Regions from separate parts of the Homo sapiens genome. Here region 2 is linked to region 1. Evidence: chromatin loops called from intact Hi-C (ENCODE). Cell type or tissue: A673. All regions are shown on one strand. Each heading gives the region's core, and the rest is flanking DNA. Links, peaks and the distances in the headings are about the cores only.

What was found. Peaks named below come from ENCODE experiments on the same cell type or tissue, not always from the same donor. Only the 100,000 strongest peaks of a DNase experiment are listed, where the experiment ranks them.
Region 2: it touches region 1 in a loop (4-fold over the local background); 1 of 110 quality-filtered maps calls a loop at or near these places.

What each region holds. Positions count from the first base shown.
Region 1 is chr4:166,088,196-166,096,620 of GRCh38, reverse strand. It overlaps TLL1 (tolloid like 1), which reads right to left. Exons shown (of 21, transcript NM_012464.5): 19 at 5,280-5,493. Among named protein-coding and RNA genes, the nearest start is that of TLL1, 220 kb to the right of the region's middle. In A673, for the core only: CTCF peaks have their summits at 4,521 (motif pointing right) and 5,389; a DNase peak (open chromatin) is centred at 4,540; H3K27ac peaks cover 262 bases; H3K27me3 peaks cover 480 bases.
Region 2 is chr4:165,593,150-165,601,574 of GRCh38, reverse strand. No RefSeq gene overlaps it. Among named protein-coding and RNA genes, the nearest start is that of LINC01179, 87 kb to the left of the region's middle. In A673, for the core only: no CTCF peak of the experiment used is centred there; DNase peaks (open chromatin) are centred at 3,454 and 3,764; H3K27ac peaks cover 3,650 bases.

The sequences.
Region 1 (8,425 bases), core at 2,151-7,150:
CTTTTGTGTGTCTGCCTCACAGATACAAGTTAGCACCACAAAGACCAGGATCCAGAAGAAGCAACCCTTCGCCAGCCACAGCTGGGAATAAAAATCAAGGAAGAACTGAAGAAATTAAACAGAAGAGGAAAAATGAGTTCATAGAGGCTTTATGAATCTGAAAATCACTGGAAGTTGTCTTTATGGAACTTTATTAAACACTTCTAGAAAAATGGCCTACATTTAAAAAAAATGCCTTAAATTGCATTTAGGGACAACAAGAAGTTCCCCCCGCCCCCGGTTTTGCTTCTGCTTTCGTTTATCTGTTGCAGTGCACACCCTCATTCCTATGGATCACCGCTCAAACTAATAAATCTGGAATTAATTTCTAACCGTGACACACACACACACACACACACACACACACACACCCATGACAGAATTCAGTCCACAGGATGAATTTGTAAAGAATGAAATGAACATTTGAATGCTATATGCAAAAGAGGTGTGATTTTATTAAACTGTAATTACTGTTGCACCAACCTATAATATGCCCTGAGAGAAATTCCAGAATAAAATAGGCAGCCTGAGGGCAATTGCTTCTGAGTGTTTTCCAGAATCCTCCCGGCCACTCAAGCAATGGTCAATAGGTCATTTATTGTAATAGGTCATTTTAAAAGATGCTTTTTAAATACGGTGAACACATTTTCATCACAGATTTCATCAAATCTACCTATTCATTTACCAAGTCAGAAAAATATAAAACCAGTTATTTAGTATGTTGGCAATAGCATTTTTACAGCAACTAAAGAACAGCTGCCAAAGCGGTTCTTACAGAATTCTGAGAAATGGAAAATGAAGCTGAATAAGAAAGGTAACAAGAAGGGAAGAGAAGCCTAGGGTGAACTTCATTTTAATTTGGAAAGACAGGTTTGTTTATTTCCTGGTAAAGTATTAAACTCCAGGAGATACCTTGTAATTTGACCTATAAATGCTTTTAGTGAACATTCCAATTTAATTGATTTAGATCAAATAATTTCCTTTCCAAAGAGTTTAATAATATATTATTTTTGAATGTCATTGACAAAGAGCATGATGTTTTATGTTACAGAAAAGAAGTCCCAAGAGAAAATGCTTTGATTTTAAAAATTATTTTCTCTCCATGTTTCTCCTGTTTTTCTGTTTTGTAGCCATATCCTCTTAGAAAAGACACAGGATTTTTTTCTTTACTAAAGATTTGTTTCCTTTAATTAACTTATTTAAGACTGGAGTAATACTGTTTGTTACCTATTAAAATAAATTTGGAATTAGAATTTGAGCAAACTATCAGAGGAAAAAAGAACTCTTTCCAATTAAGTCCATTTTCCGTGGACTTTTTTTTGACTTGTAAAGAAAAGCAGCCATCATTACACATTACAACATTTCTAATCACCTAGTTCAAAAATTCATAGTGTTTGAAATTTTTCTTGTGCATAAAATTAAAATTGTATACAGAAATATAAATTTACCTAAGCAAATTAAACTGTATACTTAAGGATCCATCAAAAATAGCCGTCCATATTCTAGAAGACAGTAAATAATGAATAAATGCTTTATACACGTAGCAAATGCTGACAGATACGGTACTGGACTTGGCTGTCTTGTCAGCAGAAATTGAAAGATAAATTGAAAATCATAAGTTTAACTTATCAGACTGTAAGCTGTCAATAGGCAGGATTCCCTTCTATTGTCTTAAAAATTCCCACACATTTACATTGTCCAAAGCAGATGCAAAATAAATATTTGATGAAAGAGTAGAATAAATGAACCTGTTAAAGAGATTTTGAGGAGAAATAAAAGCAGACATAAGTAAGAGTATTTCAGCATGTATGACTACTAGAAAGTAACAGAAAAAAGAAGTCTACCAGAAAAATTCCAACCTAGCTGAAAAAACAAACAAGTAACATAAAAAATTCTCAGAATAATAAAGGAACAGGAATTGCGAAGCCAGGACTCTAATTTCAACTGTTATTAACTTCTTGTGCTATTTCAGTTACCATTAAATGTTTTAGCCTCAAATTTCTCATTTCTGAAATGACAGGGCAGGCTTAAAGAATATCCATGGCCCGTTTTGCCTAACAAATTGTGATTGGGGTTCCTCACGTGGGTATCTGAATGGCTGTGAATGAAACAGGGAAATAAAATGAGCCTAGTCACTTATATATTTTGAAAAGATTTACTTAATATTTCTATAAAGAAGAATTCAATCTTCACCTAATAAGAATGACAGTTTTATATTCATTTTCTTCCTAATCCAAAAGTTTTACATGAGAAAGTATTACTATAGTAGCAAGTACACTATCTTTGGAGACAATCAGAATTAGAATAAAATCCAGGCTTTGACACTATTTTAGAAACTGCAAATTAATCACCCAGATTTTCACTGTCTTTGTCTGCAAAATGAGGATAATATCTATGTCATACAGTTCTTTTGAGGATTCAAATATCTATGTAAACTATGTGTGTATGCCTAAAATGCCCAGTGCATTCTCTACCATTGGATCACAATACATGACTGTAGGGAAAAGAAAGAGAGATCAGACTATTACTGTGTCTATGTAGAAAGGGAAGACATAAGAAATTCCATTTTGACCTGTACCTTGAACAATTGCTTTGCTGAGATGCTGTTAATTTGTAACTTTGCCCCAGCCACTTTGCCCCAGCCACTTTGCCCCATCTTTGAGCTCACAAAAACATATGTTGTATGGAATCAAGGTTTAAGGGATCTAGGGCTGTGCAGGACGTGCCTTGTTAACAAAATGTTTACAAGCAGTATGCTTGGTAAAAGTCATCGCCATTCTCTAGTCTCGATAAACCAGGGGCACAATGCACTGCGGAAAGCCGCAGGGACCTCTGCCTTGGAAAGCCGGGTATTGTCCAAGGTTTCTCCCCATGTGATAGTCTGAAATATGGCATCGTGGGATGAGAAAGGCCTGACCGTCCCCCAGCCCGACACCTGTAAAGGGTCTGTGCTGAGGTGGATTAGTAAAAGAGGAAAGCCTCTTGCAGTTCAGATAGAGGAAAGCCACTGTCTCCTGCCTGCCCCTGGGAACTGAATGTCTTGATATAAAACCCGATTGTACATTTGTTCAATTCTGAAATAAGAGAAAAACCGCCCTATGGCAGGAGGCGAGACATGTTGGCAGCAATGCTGCTTTGTTATTCTTTACTCCACTGAGATGTTTGGGCGGAGAGAAACATAAATCTGGCCTATGTGCACATCCAGGCATAGTACCTCCCCTTGAACTTAATTGTGACACAGATTCCTTTGCTCACAAGTTTTCTTGCTGACCTTCTCCCTATTATCACCCTGCTCTCCTAGCGCATTCCTCTTGCTGAGATAGTGAAAATAATAATCAATAAAAACTGAGAGAACTCAGAGACCAGTGCCAGTGCAGGTCCTTGGTGTGCTAAGTGCCGGTCTCCTGGGCCCACTATTATTTCTCTATACTTTGTCTCCGTGTCTTATTTCTTTTCTCAGTCTCTCGTCCCACCTGATGAGAAATACCCACAGGTGTGGAGAGGCAGGCCACCCCTTCACATGACCTCTATTAAGATAAAATTAGATCATCTCAATGGAATGTTAATCATAATGCAAACACCGCAAATGGCGTGCACGGGCAGAAGTCATGCAAATTAGGGAGTTATGGAGTTTTACTGCTGTAAGTAACCTTGGGAGTATTATTTTACAGATGAGAAAACTGAGATCTGAAGAAATGATCTTTTCAAAAGTTTCCTGCTAGTTAAGGGTTCACTTGTAGCAGGAACCCAGATGTACCAACACACTGGGACATAATGGAACCTCAGTTATCCCACTTACAAGGGGTAAAAAGAGACAGTATAAAAGTAAGTTTTTATAAAACTAAGAAAAAATACATAATCTTAAAATACTATATCATCAGCTATTTAAACAGTTTTGACAGTATATTTTCACACTACCTTCTTGGAACCTATGATGACGATATTTTCTAAAATCTGATGAACTCTGCGCTATCAGTGAAATATTGATTAAGTAATAGGATTTTATTTTTCCACCCCTTCATTAGGTGACAAGTTATAAGAAAAATATTCAAAGAGTAAATGTCAAATGTGTGGAAAATCTCTCATTAGCCTGACATTTCTCTGGTCCATGTAAGATTTTCCTCATGCCATAATATTTATATTTATATTAATCATAAGAAGCAATTAATTTGCATTATTGATAGAAGACCAATGATTACTATTATTAATCAGATTAGTATCCTGACAATATCTTTATCACAGACTTCAATATAAATCTAATGCTCATAATAAAATATACTAGAATGAAAAATAATGTTGGATAATGGAATAGTTAAAATTATGAATTACAAAATCAAGTGAAAGAATAAAAACAATCTGCAGAAATTCATGACAAAATTTCACTAAAATTATTTCATGGATGAATTTGTATTGTTTTTATACTGTGTTTTCCACCAAGGCAAATTTCTCCCGTGTATCAATCGTTTATGCATCAGCAATGCCACTAGGTGTCAGTATAAGCTAAATGACTAGCTAATATACATTTAACTGATATACTGTCTTAACTGAATGAAAAGGGCACATTCTCTAGATATTTTATGGAACATATAACTAAACTGTCTCCAAACTATAAGTAATGTTACTCTATATTTTTGTCTAAAATTTTTCATATTTTTCTAAATTAAATTCTATTTCTTTAAGATTTCCAGAGCAGTTAGTCGAAATCTGTAAGAGTAAATTAGAGAGTAGGATTAGGCAAAAGATCATGTTGCATACCAAATAAACAAAGGAAAAATAGAGGCTCTGTCAAATAGATCAGTCTTAAACTTATTTATAAAAATATATTAATGTAAAATCTAGCTAATCAGATAGGTTATTAGATAAAACACACATTTTTAATAACAAGCCATAGATTTCTATCTGTTAAATATAACATGTAAATCAAACTGCTAATGTTAATATGAAATACATTGTATAAATATTTAGGTACAGTTCTACTTAAACAAACTGCACTGTTCTACTTAAACAAACTGCACTGATCACAAATCAGACAGAAACTAGGGTTTTCCTAAAACTCAACAACTGCAAAGATCTTTAGGTAGGATGCTGTATGGTTCTGCAAATATTTCACAAAGTGCTTCAGTGAAATTTTATCTGCTATGCTTGGAGATTTATTTACAATCCTATTATTGAACCAAATTCACCAGAAGAAAAACCTGGATCTCAGTCAAAAAAGAGAAGCATGACTTGAATTTGCTGACCTGTAGAATGTGTAGCTTGAAAGCCTTTTCTTTGAACAGATGCATCAGAAACAAACCGAACAAACATTTTATTTCCAGTAGCCACAAGGGGATCTGGTATCTTGTTGCCACACAGTCGTCCAAGAATCGGTGACTTTTCTGTTTCTCCATCAAATACTTCTAAGTGGTCATAAGCACATTCTTGATGCTGCTCAATCTCAAATTCACTAAAGGCCTTTTTTAAAAAGAAGAAATAATTTTTTTAAAAAAAAACAAATCACTCAAAATGAGATAATTTTTGGGACAGAAATACATATCAATAAAATATGTTCAGGGCATACTAATAATTTAACACATTTACAGCATAATTAAGAAAGGTGAAATCAATAAAATATGTAATCTCTAAAAAGACACAATGAGGAAAACAATGTAATAACTTCATATGAAATTCCACTATTTGGCTATTAAAACCAATTCTACTATTGCAATTCAATCTCAGAATTTAAACAGAATATAAAAAATGGTATTTTATTCTGAATTTAATCCAAAGGATTCATCAGAAAATTTCAAACAATCATATTAAAAGATTGGGTCCTTCTGGGTTTGATAATCATAGAACCCGTTGAACATTATCCTACCCTTAGGCACTTAAACTAAACTCAATAAAGTATTATTATATTTTTACAAAACTTAAATGCAACAAATCTTCATAGCATAAATGAAAGGAGAATAATTTTCACTATATATTTGTTTATTTAGCTCTTACAAACCATATCATTAGCAAACACTGATAATACTTAATGCTAGAATATTTTTAATTTACTTTTCATGTAGATGGTACACTTATTTTAATATTGGACATCTTGGAGAGTTTGAATGCTTTGCTCTTATTTATGACATTTAAAAACTATTCTAATTTACCTGTGTTGTAATTTTCATCTGTGTGACTTAGCACATTTAAAATAAAAAATAATTAAATGTATAACACACTACAGATCACAAAGCAAAGTTTAATTGAGATGGACTGAAAATAATATTGTCCAAGCTATTAATAATTACATAAATTACAGGTTATTTGCCATTGCCAAAGGCTCTTTCCTTTCCCCAGAAAAACCATCATACATTGAAGAAATAAAGCCGCCATTCCTACTTAAGTCTATAGAAGAAAACTAAAATATTATAAAGCAAATAAACATGAAAAAGTATGAAATATATTTCAAACTTTGTTAATTTGCTATAATCCCTCCAACAAAATATTGGCACATAAATTTTAATATACTTATTTTCTTTGATACAGTTTTACTGAAGTGATCATAATGTTCAGTCTAATTGAAGACATACAAAACAAAAGAGACTAAAAATTGCTCTGTCTCAGTGTGAATCCACTGTCTATTCCATACCACACTACATCACCCACTATCACTTCTGACTTCGGAGGAGTGAGGAAAGAAATGAAATAAACAATTCATATTAACTAGGGAGTAGAAGAAAGGAATGGAGTTACTTAACGGAAGAAAGAAAAGGGGGAAAAAAAGCTGATCTCTCTTTTGTCTCTTTCCACTGCACTCTACTTAAAAAGTAGAAATAAAAAAAATTATAACCAATAAGCATTAGAGTAATTGTTTGTTATAATCATTATGGATGAAAAGGAAGGCTTACTTCATTTGATCAAAGATACTGGCTAGTACAAAAAGACTGAACATACCACAAAGAATCTCACTGGAAAGAGAAGACAGCGTAGGGAAATACAGTGAACAAGGAGACATCAGTAGAGTCTATTTATCCTGAAGCACAACATGCAAAGCAGGTGATAACTGAAGGAATGTGTCACTTGTTAATCTCTGTAACCCAGTGGAGTACACACATTGCGTAGGATGCAGAAGATTCTGAATAAGTATATGGATGTTTGCATAAACCTGTCAATGTATTTACCCAAAAACCTAGCTGACGTTTATGGCCAACCTCAAGTATGAAAATTCTACAGACAGGGCCTACTAAATCTCATTTTCTGCCTCTCATGAAATAGCAGTCTGCTTCTATTACCATTGTGTACATATATACACTCCTAACATCAGTTTGTAATTGATAGGAAACCACTATGAGAAAATTGGCTTAACCGCACCTAGAGTTCTTTACTAAATATGAAACTAAGCTTCTGAATTATAAATATAATGTTATTTCAAGAGGAAAAACATTGGTTCAGGAAAAGAATATCTGAAAACCACTGCATGTTGAGCAAGTATCTCTTTTGATTGTGATTTAAAGTCACTAATCTGTAAATATAAAGAGCAAAGAACCAGGGAAACCTGCTGCATAGAAGAGAGTATTTTAAGAAAGTTGGAGGTAGTGGCATTCTAAAGTATTTGCTATAAGTAATGGCTAAAGCTGGAATCAGAGTTTACAGACCACACATGTTCAGTCCGTTGATTGGTCCATTGAAGACTGAATGAATGAGATAAATAGGTGACTATTTTTCTTCCTAATGAAACGCAGGACGTCTGGCCTAAATCATAACATCTGCTTAACAGAACGGAGCAACACCACACAAAGTAGCATTGAGCTGGTGTGCTGGGGGCCATACTGACAGCTGGTCTGGTGCCAACTGGCTACAGCTCTTTATCAAATTACTGGTGGAATCAGACTGAGTCTGTAAGAGTCATATTAGTCAAAGGTTCCATAGCTGACATATACTCTAGTAATGCAGACAACTCTCATTCATTAAGGTATTAATGAATTTTCTTTTTGGAATAGGTAGCAACTTGTTAGGTCAAATGCCAAGGCTGGGTGGTCCTTTTCCAGAAATCAGCCTGAACTAAAAGCTCCACCACACACAAGCAAAGGTGTGACTAATTCACAGGCTGAGATCTCGGAAGTCTGTCCCTTGTATAGTAAAGATACCCACACAGAGAACCTTCCATACACAGTGACTTTACATCAACAGAAAATATTTCCAGGCCATAGAAATGTATTATAGGAACTCTTCGGAAAGGAAAAACTTCTAAAATATTTTTCAGAGTTCATGATGACAAGGTGTGATATGCCATTTATCACTTTATTCTACAACACAAGCTGAACCATGAATCTCAATATCTAAATAATAAAGAATGTGCACATTTCCAACCACCAGGAACCAATGCCGCAGAAATGTCCCCAGAAGACACTTAGTT
Region 2 (8,425 bases), core at 1,506-6,505, 490 kb after region 1:
AGTGCAGCATGGAGTTCATGAGACTGAAGAGGGTAGTTCGGGAAGAGTGACAGGCCCATTGAAATTAGGTCATCTGACTCCATTATGAGGTTTGTATGACTCAGCTTAAATGTTTCACAGCTAGGAGTGACAGAATTGAAGATTGGCATAAAAAGCTGAGAGAAAATTCAAGGGGTTAAATGATTCGGGAGGCTAGAAAGAGAAACATCAAGATAACTTGTCAGGAAGCCTGGATGAATAAAGAGGCAAGTGAAGAAAACAGGATAAAGTGATCTGGTTGAATGCAGACGGTAAAAGCTCTGGACTGTCAACTTGAGAAAATATGGGAGAATCAAAGCCATAGACACATAAGGCAAACCACAAGCAGAGGAACTGGAGCCGTGATGGTGCAGATGTTCAAAGAGATAATGGACTAAATTGTGGCTATTCCATGCAGTAGATTAAATTTAGAGAAGAAACTCCAAGATTGAGGTATGATATTATTCATCAATGTAGACATGCAACTCATTGGCTCAGTGAAGGAAAAAAATCAATGTGTTAAGAGAATCTCTTGAAGGTCAGAAGAAAAGAGGGGAATGACTCACATGGTATAGACTGTGCAAAAGAGACTTAGTCAAGAAAATATTTGTTGAGTTCTTATTTAGTGTATCCTTTGCTAGGACTGCCATAATGAAATACCACAGAATGGGTGGCTTAAAAAGCAAATTTATTTTCTCGCAGTTCTGGAAGCTGGAAGTTCAACATCAAGGTGTTGGCAAGGTTGGTTTATATTGAGGACTCTCCTTAACTTGCAGATGGCCATCTTCTTCTGGTGTCTGCACAGGGCCTTCCCTCTTTGTGCACACATGTTGTCCTTCTTACAAGGACAATCGCTATGTTGGATTGTGCCCATCTGTATGACGGCATTCTACTCAATTACCTTTTTAAAGCCACTTGTCCAGATAGTCACATTCTGAGGTACTAGAGTTTAGGATTGCAATGCATGGATTTCAGGGGGACACAATTCAGTCCGAAATGCTTAGTACCTAGCGCTGTGTGAGGCACCAGGGATGGAACAGTACATGAGACAGTCATGGTCCCCACTTCCATGGCACTTACATTCTAGCAGGCAAACAGCAATCACACCTGAATACTTACAAGCACAACTTGAAGAATAAAGGGTAGGAAGAGCATTTAAGAGGGGCACTTAACTCAGTCCAGCGGTTCTCAAGACTGGAGGTAATGTTGCTACAGGAGACACATGGCAATATCTGAAGACATTTTTTATTGTCACGAATTAGAAGTACTGCCAGCATCCGCTAAACATCCTGCAATGCACAGGACAGCTCTCCACAACAGACAACTCTCTGGTCCAAAATGCCGTAGTGCCGCTGTTGAGAAACCCTGACCTGTAAAAACGCTGGTCTGTAGGGTCATGGAAAGATCCCTTGAACCAACTTCTGAGGCATTTGTACTAATTTACTGGGCGAGGCAGAGTAGAAATGGAATTCTACGCAGAGATAACAGCCAGTGTGGAAACCTTGAGTTAGTAAGGAACGTGGCTCACGTGAATGGAAAGAAGGCAGAATGTGAAGCACCAAAAGGGAGGGGGAAGCTGAAATACAAGGAGGTACATGAGCCCAGCTCATGCACACCATAGAGGCCATATCTAGGATGCCAGTCTTTATTCAGATGGTAAAACAAGGGGTATGAAGGAATAAAGAGAAGATGAAACCTCCTCCTTTTGTGATTTAGTGATATGTTTATAGTAAATCTCCAGGAACTGGTGAGAAAAGAGATGTTATTTGTGATGTGCCAAGTTAGTTACAGAAAGGAGAAAAAGAACAAGCAGGGAAATTTTTGAAGTATAGAAGATCAAGAAAGTATGAAATACTGTTTTGCATTTGGAGAATCCAACAATTCTATGGGCATAGAGCAGACATTGCAAAGAAGGAGCGGTGAGGGATGAGGAAGTCTCATGAAAGGATACGTGTTTAGAATTCATACTATAGGCCAACGTTGCTCAGACTCTAGTTTGGGTAAAATCAACTAAAGTATAAATTCCTGGGCCTAGTGTGAATGTGAATTCTCTTGTGAGAATTCTAATTCTCAAATCTGAGTTTAGCTCCAGAAATTTTCACTTAAAAAAAAATTCCAGGTGAGTTTAGTGAAAATATCAATGCTATACTTATAGAAACTCTGCAGAAAAGAAACATGATCTAATTTTCACTATAGAAAGTGTCTGGTGGCAATGTAAAGGTTGATCTTAAGGGAGGGATGCTGAAATTGGAAGCAGATAGACCAGATAAGAGACTGCTACTATAGGTCAGGTGACTGAGAAGAAAACCTGAATTCAATAGCAGCAGTGAAAGTAGAGAAGGGGTGGGAGGAGTCAAGAGAAATGTAAGAGGTGTAACTGACAGAGCTGATTACCTGGTGGACTGTGGTCATAGGTGACTTCCAGGTTTCCAACGCAGATTATGGTATAACAGTGGCACCTTCAATTACAATGGAAATTCAAGGCAGGAATCAGGTTGGAGTGTAGGCAAACAGTGATAAGAAACACTGTAAACAAGTTGCTTTTAGAGTTCCTTAGTCCACCGGATATTTTTCTTAGTCCCATTGATAGAAATGGGGACTAGTGCTTAGAGCAGACATCTATACATTAGATGTAGAATTGCAGTCATTTGTGTGCAGATGATTACATAAGCACCAGGAGTGGCAAGATTGCTCAGAAAGAGTATGTAGACTGAGAAAAAGGGAAAGCCAAAATGGAGTACACCAACAGTTAGACACTGAGCACAGGAGACATTGGTTGAGGAGACACAGACCAATGGGAAGGGACAATCAGGCAGAGAACAAATGAAGGAAGATGGGGAAATTGAGGAAGGAAGGATTTTCATGACTGTTGCCATTTCCAATATGCTGATAAATGAGAAGAGGGTAGAAAGAAATCTAGGAAACACTACAATTATAATTGTGTACATTTTCATATTTACACAATTATAAACAATAGTTGTACCTATATAATGCCTACTATACGCCAGGTACAGTTCTAATATATACCTTATTTAAACTTTACTAAACTCTTATGAAATAAATACTACTTATTACTTTTTACCAATAAGTAAACTGAGACACACAGAGGTTAAGTAACTTGTTCAACATCATACACTAGTGCCATACAGCCTGACTCCGAAGCCCATGCTCTTAACCTTTATGCTATAATCCCTTTCTTTCTCTGTTACAGAACTTACCATACTAAGAAGGATTTGCATTTCTGTGTGTTCCCTTCTGTAACAGCACATACACAATACTTAACATATATAGTAAGTGCAAAGCAGTTATTTGTTGAATTGAATTCTCTGTATAGCTAAAACCATGAAATAAAAGGGAACCTCTTGTAAAAGAACAGAGGGGATAACTTCTATTGAATCCGTAAGTAGATGATGTTTCTGGGCAAGTAAGGTTTGGCGCAAAAAAAGGGGGGAGAAGGAAGGGAGGGAGAGAGAAAGGGAGGGGGAGGCAGGAAGAAAAAAGGGAAGGAAGGAAGGGAGGAAGAGAGGGAGAGAGGGAGGGAAGAAGGAAGGAAGGAAGGAAGGAAGGAAGGAAGGAAGGAAGGAAGGAAGGAAGGAAGAATATCTCAAAGCAAATAGCTACAGTAAATGTACATTTTTTTCTATTCCCACTTTTTTAGAAACTATCATTTTTCACTATCTTTAGCTATAATTTGGTGTCCTGCACTGCTTAGTCTCTGTGATTCAGGAGCCCTGAGGTTTTTTTTCTTTGTTGTTCTGCATTTAATTTATTTTGGAATATTGCAAAATCCATCTGTCTTCTCAGTATCTCTCTGTTTTGCACCAAATAGGGCATTAAATACTGACTGATTGCTAAAATACTTAAGAGATCCTTGGGGTAAAAATATTATCTAACCACAAAAGGATATTTGATTGCTATACTTACAGGCTATTGCTAAAGGAAGATTAAAAAAATATTTTAAACTATAAACTTGCTGTGTGGAAAATAAGCAACACATTTAAATAAAAAATTTTTAGGTCAAGAGAAAATTTTAGACAAGCTAAAGTCTTCCTTAATGAAGATATTCTTCAATCATAAATAAAAATTCAAAATTGCTTTCTTATCCTACAGCACTACTTATACATTATTTATATATTATTTACCTCTTTTGATAATCTAACACTTTGACATTTGTCTTCATGGTTTGACATAGTTGCCCTAAATATTAAACATACCAATATGAGAACAAATGTCAACAGACTAATCAAATGTTGGAATATGTTGGGAGCATTCACTGACCGTTCTATTTGTAAAACTATGGGGAAAAAAACAGGTTCCTGAGTGACTTTGATCATGGCTTGAGCTGGCTAAGGAGGGTATTGCATAGAGGGCTCAAGAAGTGTGCGGAAGTAGAAAGGTAGTTTTTTTGTTCCAGCAGCCCCACATCCAGGAAGGCAGATTTGTTTTCTCTTCCTGTGGCAATTAAAGGAGAAATCAGCTGTCTTCTTTGAGAGTCCACTTCAGTGCTCGTTAACTTTGCTTTTTATGTGTTCAAAGGTATTCATTCTTCTTGCTTACTTTCATCCCTATACTCACTAATGAACATGTAGCACGTTTTCCCTCTTTCTAATCTCACTCCTCAAGTGAGCCCATGCAGACCCACTAACTTAAACACCATCCTTTCACTGAGCCTCGGATGACAGCTCTTCCCTTTCTCTTATGCTCTATCCTTGAATACACAGTATTTGGTATTTCCTTCTGGGTATCTAATACGCATCTCAAACTTAGTGTCCTCAAAAGAGGTCTCTTGTTTTTCTCCTAAAGGAAATCACAGTTCCAGTTGTCACCCAGTGGTTTGACCAGAAAAAAAAAATAGCAATAATAGATTCTCCATTTTTGCCTTCCGCCATACCCAATTCTTTAGCCAGTTCTGTCAGCTTTGTTCTAAAATGTACCCCAAATCTCTCCAGTTTTCAGTACCTCCCACTGTTCCTCTTGTTCCCCAACTCCACTGTAACTCATTCTCCACAGGGCAGGTAGAATACATTTTTTAAAAAAATCAGATCTTGCCATTTCCCTCTTTAAACTTTCCAAAAGCCTTGCATCCAATTAAGTATAAAATCTAAACTCCTTATTCTGACCTTCACGGCAGGCATTAAAATCACTTTCACCACTCTATTTCTAACCAAGTTTCTCTACTTTCCAGCTGGCAATTTTTTGACCCACTATGGTCTACAATCCATAGATCCTACCATCTCTCACTGTCCTTCACCTCCATCACCTCCTCATTCACATCCTTGGAGAGTTTGAAATCCATGTCAATAAGTATAATCAGTCCTATGCATGTATCTTTAAATCCCTTGCTCCTCCCTTACTATTTCATACTTGCTTGGCAAACTTCAAATCTTGGTTAAACCCAATTCAGCTGTGTACCATGCCTGCATCCACATACATGAAAATGGCCAGAGAAAAGCACACACTGATACTGAGGGTTCCTCTAGTATGAAGGGTGCCTTAGTGCTATCTGGGAACCCTTCTGTGTTTCTCTGGCCCATTGCCTTTCCCACTATTCTAATCTCTACAAAGAACCAGCCTTCATATTTCTCTGACAGCATAGAAGCAATTAGAAGAGAATCTTCATAAACTTCCATTATATATACCAAGCAACCTACCTCTGTGCCCATATATCCTGCCTACTCTTGAAACTGTGAATAAGCTGTCCATTATCCTAGCAAAACCCAAACCATTGTATGCATTAGTTCCTACTTTCCCTCTTCTACTTGAAAGCATTTCTTCATCATTCTTCTATTTCATCCCTGTATCATTAAATTTTTCTTCTGCACTAGCCCTTTTCCTATTGCACATAAATATATTATCACTTTCTCATTTTAAACGAAAAATTTTACTTGATCTCACTACTCTACTACTGCTCCATTTCTCTCCTTTTTACAACATGTCTAAAAAGCATTTATTGTCTTCAATATTACTTTTTATTTTCTGGAGCCCACTTTATCAACCTTTTTAACTACCCTTAATGCAAAACTACCCTTACCTATGTCACAAATTACCTCCAAATTATTAAAACCAATGCTCCATTCTCAGTTGTCATTTACTTGACATCAAGTAGTAGTTGAGACAATTTCTTACTCTTTCCTTATTAACATTTTATTTACTTTATGTCCAGCAAACTACTCTCTCCTGCTTTTCCTCTTATCTCAGTAGCCACTCACTTTCAGTCTCCATTACTTGGTCTCCTAATCAACTTGCTAATATTAATGTACTCTGGGGCTGAGTCTTCAGACAATTTCTCTTCTCTTTCTACACTTGCTCCCTCAATGACCTCATTCAGCATCACAGTTTTACGCATCATCGATATGCTGATAACTCCCAAATTAATTATCCTAGCCTGGACATCTCCCCTGAACCACAAGTTCATACACCCAAACACCTACTCTATAACTTCACTTGGATATCTAGTAGGCATTTAAAACTTAACGTGTCCAAACCTGAGCTCTTGATTTTCCCTCTCAATCCTTCTTCTCCTAGTCTTCCCTATTTCAGTACATACCAACTGCATCTTTCCAGAGACCTGGACTGAAATCTCTCTTATCATATCACACATCCAGTCTGTCAGCACACCACACTGCTACTACCCTAGTAAAAACTAGGCTTCCTGTTTCTCTACAAATCACCATCACCTCCCATATTGATTATTGTAATAGCCTGCTAACAGGTCTCCTTGTCTTTATATTTGTCCCTTTATAGTCTTTTCTCAATGCAGCGTCAAAGTAACCCTGTTAAAACGTAAATTATCCTGTTAAAACCCTCTAATAGCATCACCTTTTAGTAATAGAAATAAAAAGCAAACTCCTTAGAATGATCTGCAAGGTCTTACATGATCTGGCCTCCTCTACTGACCTCATATTCTACTACATCCAATCTCCACCTTGTCCACTCCATTCCAATACATGGATCTTACTGCTCCTGGAACACGTCAAGCATATGCCCATCGTAGGACTTCTATACTTGCAATTCCCCTTCCTACATCACACTTTCCCTAACTATTCATATGACTCAATCCTTTGTCTCTTTTAGGAATGTTCTTAAGTGCCACTATTAAAAATTATAAACTCCTTCCCCCCACCAATACTTCCTATACCTTTTTCTGCACTGTTTTTCTTCATAGCACTTATCAACTTCAGTCATTTCAAAATTTACTTCTCTTGAGTTTCTTCAGCCCGTGTGTGTGTGTGTGCATGTGTGTGTTTTAAGGGAGCGGACCATATGAGACCTGGGTATCTAAATCCAGACAGACTAGAGTAGATCTTCTATGGTTTCCTAGGCAATTACATAAATTACAATCTTAGATTATAAGCAATGCCTTAGTAATAATAATTGCTATCACAATTTTTGCAGATGAAAATGTCTCACAGATACTTGCCTAAGGTTATGCAACCAGTAAAAGAGCCTGAGCCAGAATTTAAATCCAGGACCTAATAGCCCCAAAGCTCCTACACGTAGTCACTTTTCTAGACGACTCTGCCCTAAAGCCACGTTAAGTATGTGATATGGCAGTCCACAGAAAGGCACTTTCTTTTGTAATATACTAATTGCTCAAAAGTAACTTTACCTAACACTTCTTAAATACACGTTATAATCTCTTTGTCCTTTTCTCATAATGTGTAATTCTTTGTGATCATAACCTGGAAATTTCATCCATTCTAGAGAGAAAAGATGTTTATATATTCAGTACTACAAATATGTATTTGTCTTAACATCCCACATTACTGTTTTTACTCTGTTTATTATACTGAGGACTAAGCTCTGATTTTTTTTTATCTTGCCCAAATTCCTATCTAAGGGGTCTGGGGAGTCATGCCCTACAAAGCATAAATTCTCATCAGATGGGTTTTATTTAACCCTGTATATCATCACTTCCTTTCCAACCTGTCTCTCGCATAACATTACGAGACAAGGAAGAAAATCAAAACATTGTACCCCCAAACGTGTTTATTTGCCATATCTTGAAATGGCCCTGCAAAGCTGTCCTTTGTGGGGGAAAATTTGTGTCTGTAAAGAATCTCTGTTAACATGACTGGATCTTTTTCTTCCAGGCTCTCCCAATCCTAAAGAAATTAACTAAAAGTCTAGCACATTTTAAAGATCTGAATATGAAACATTTGTCATCTATTGTCTCTAAGGGCGCCACTATAAGACTTCAAAAGAATCTTGGTCTCCACAATCTTTTACCTTAACCTGAACATTTCCTTTCTTTCTATCTATCCCAGGTCTTTAGACAAACTCAACCAATTTTCAACCAGAAAAAGTTTAAATTTACCAACAGTCTGGAAGCCCCATCCCGCACCCCACTTTGAGTTGTCTTGCCTTTCTGGACCAAGCCAATGTATTTCTTAAATGTATTTTATTG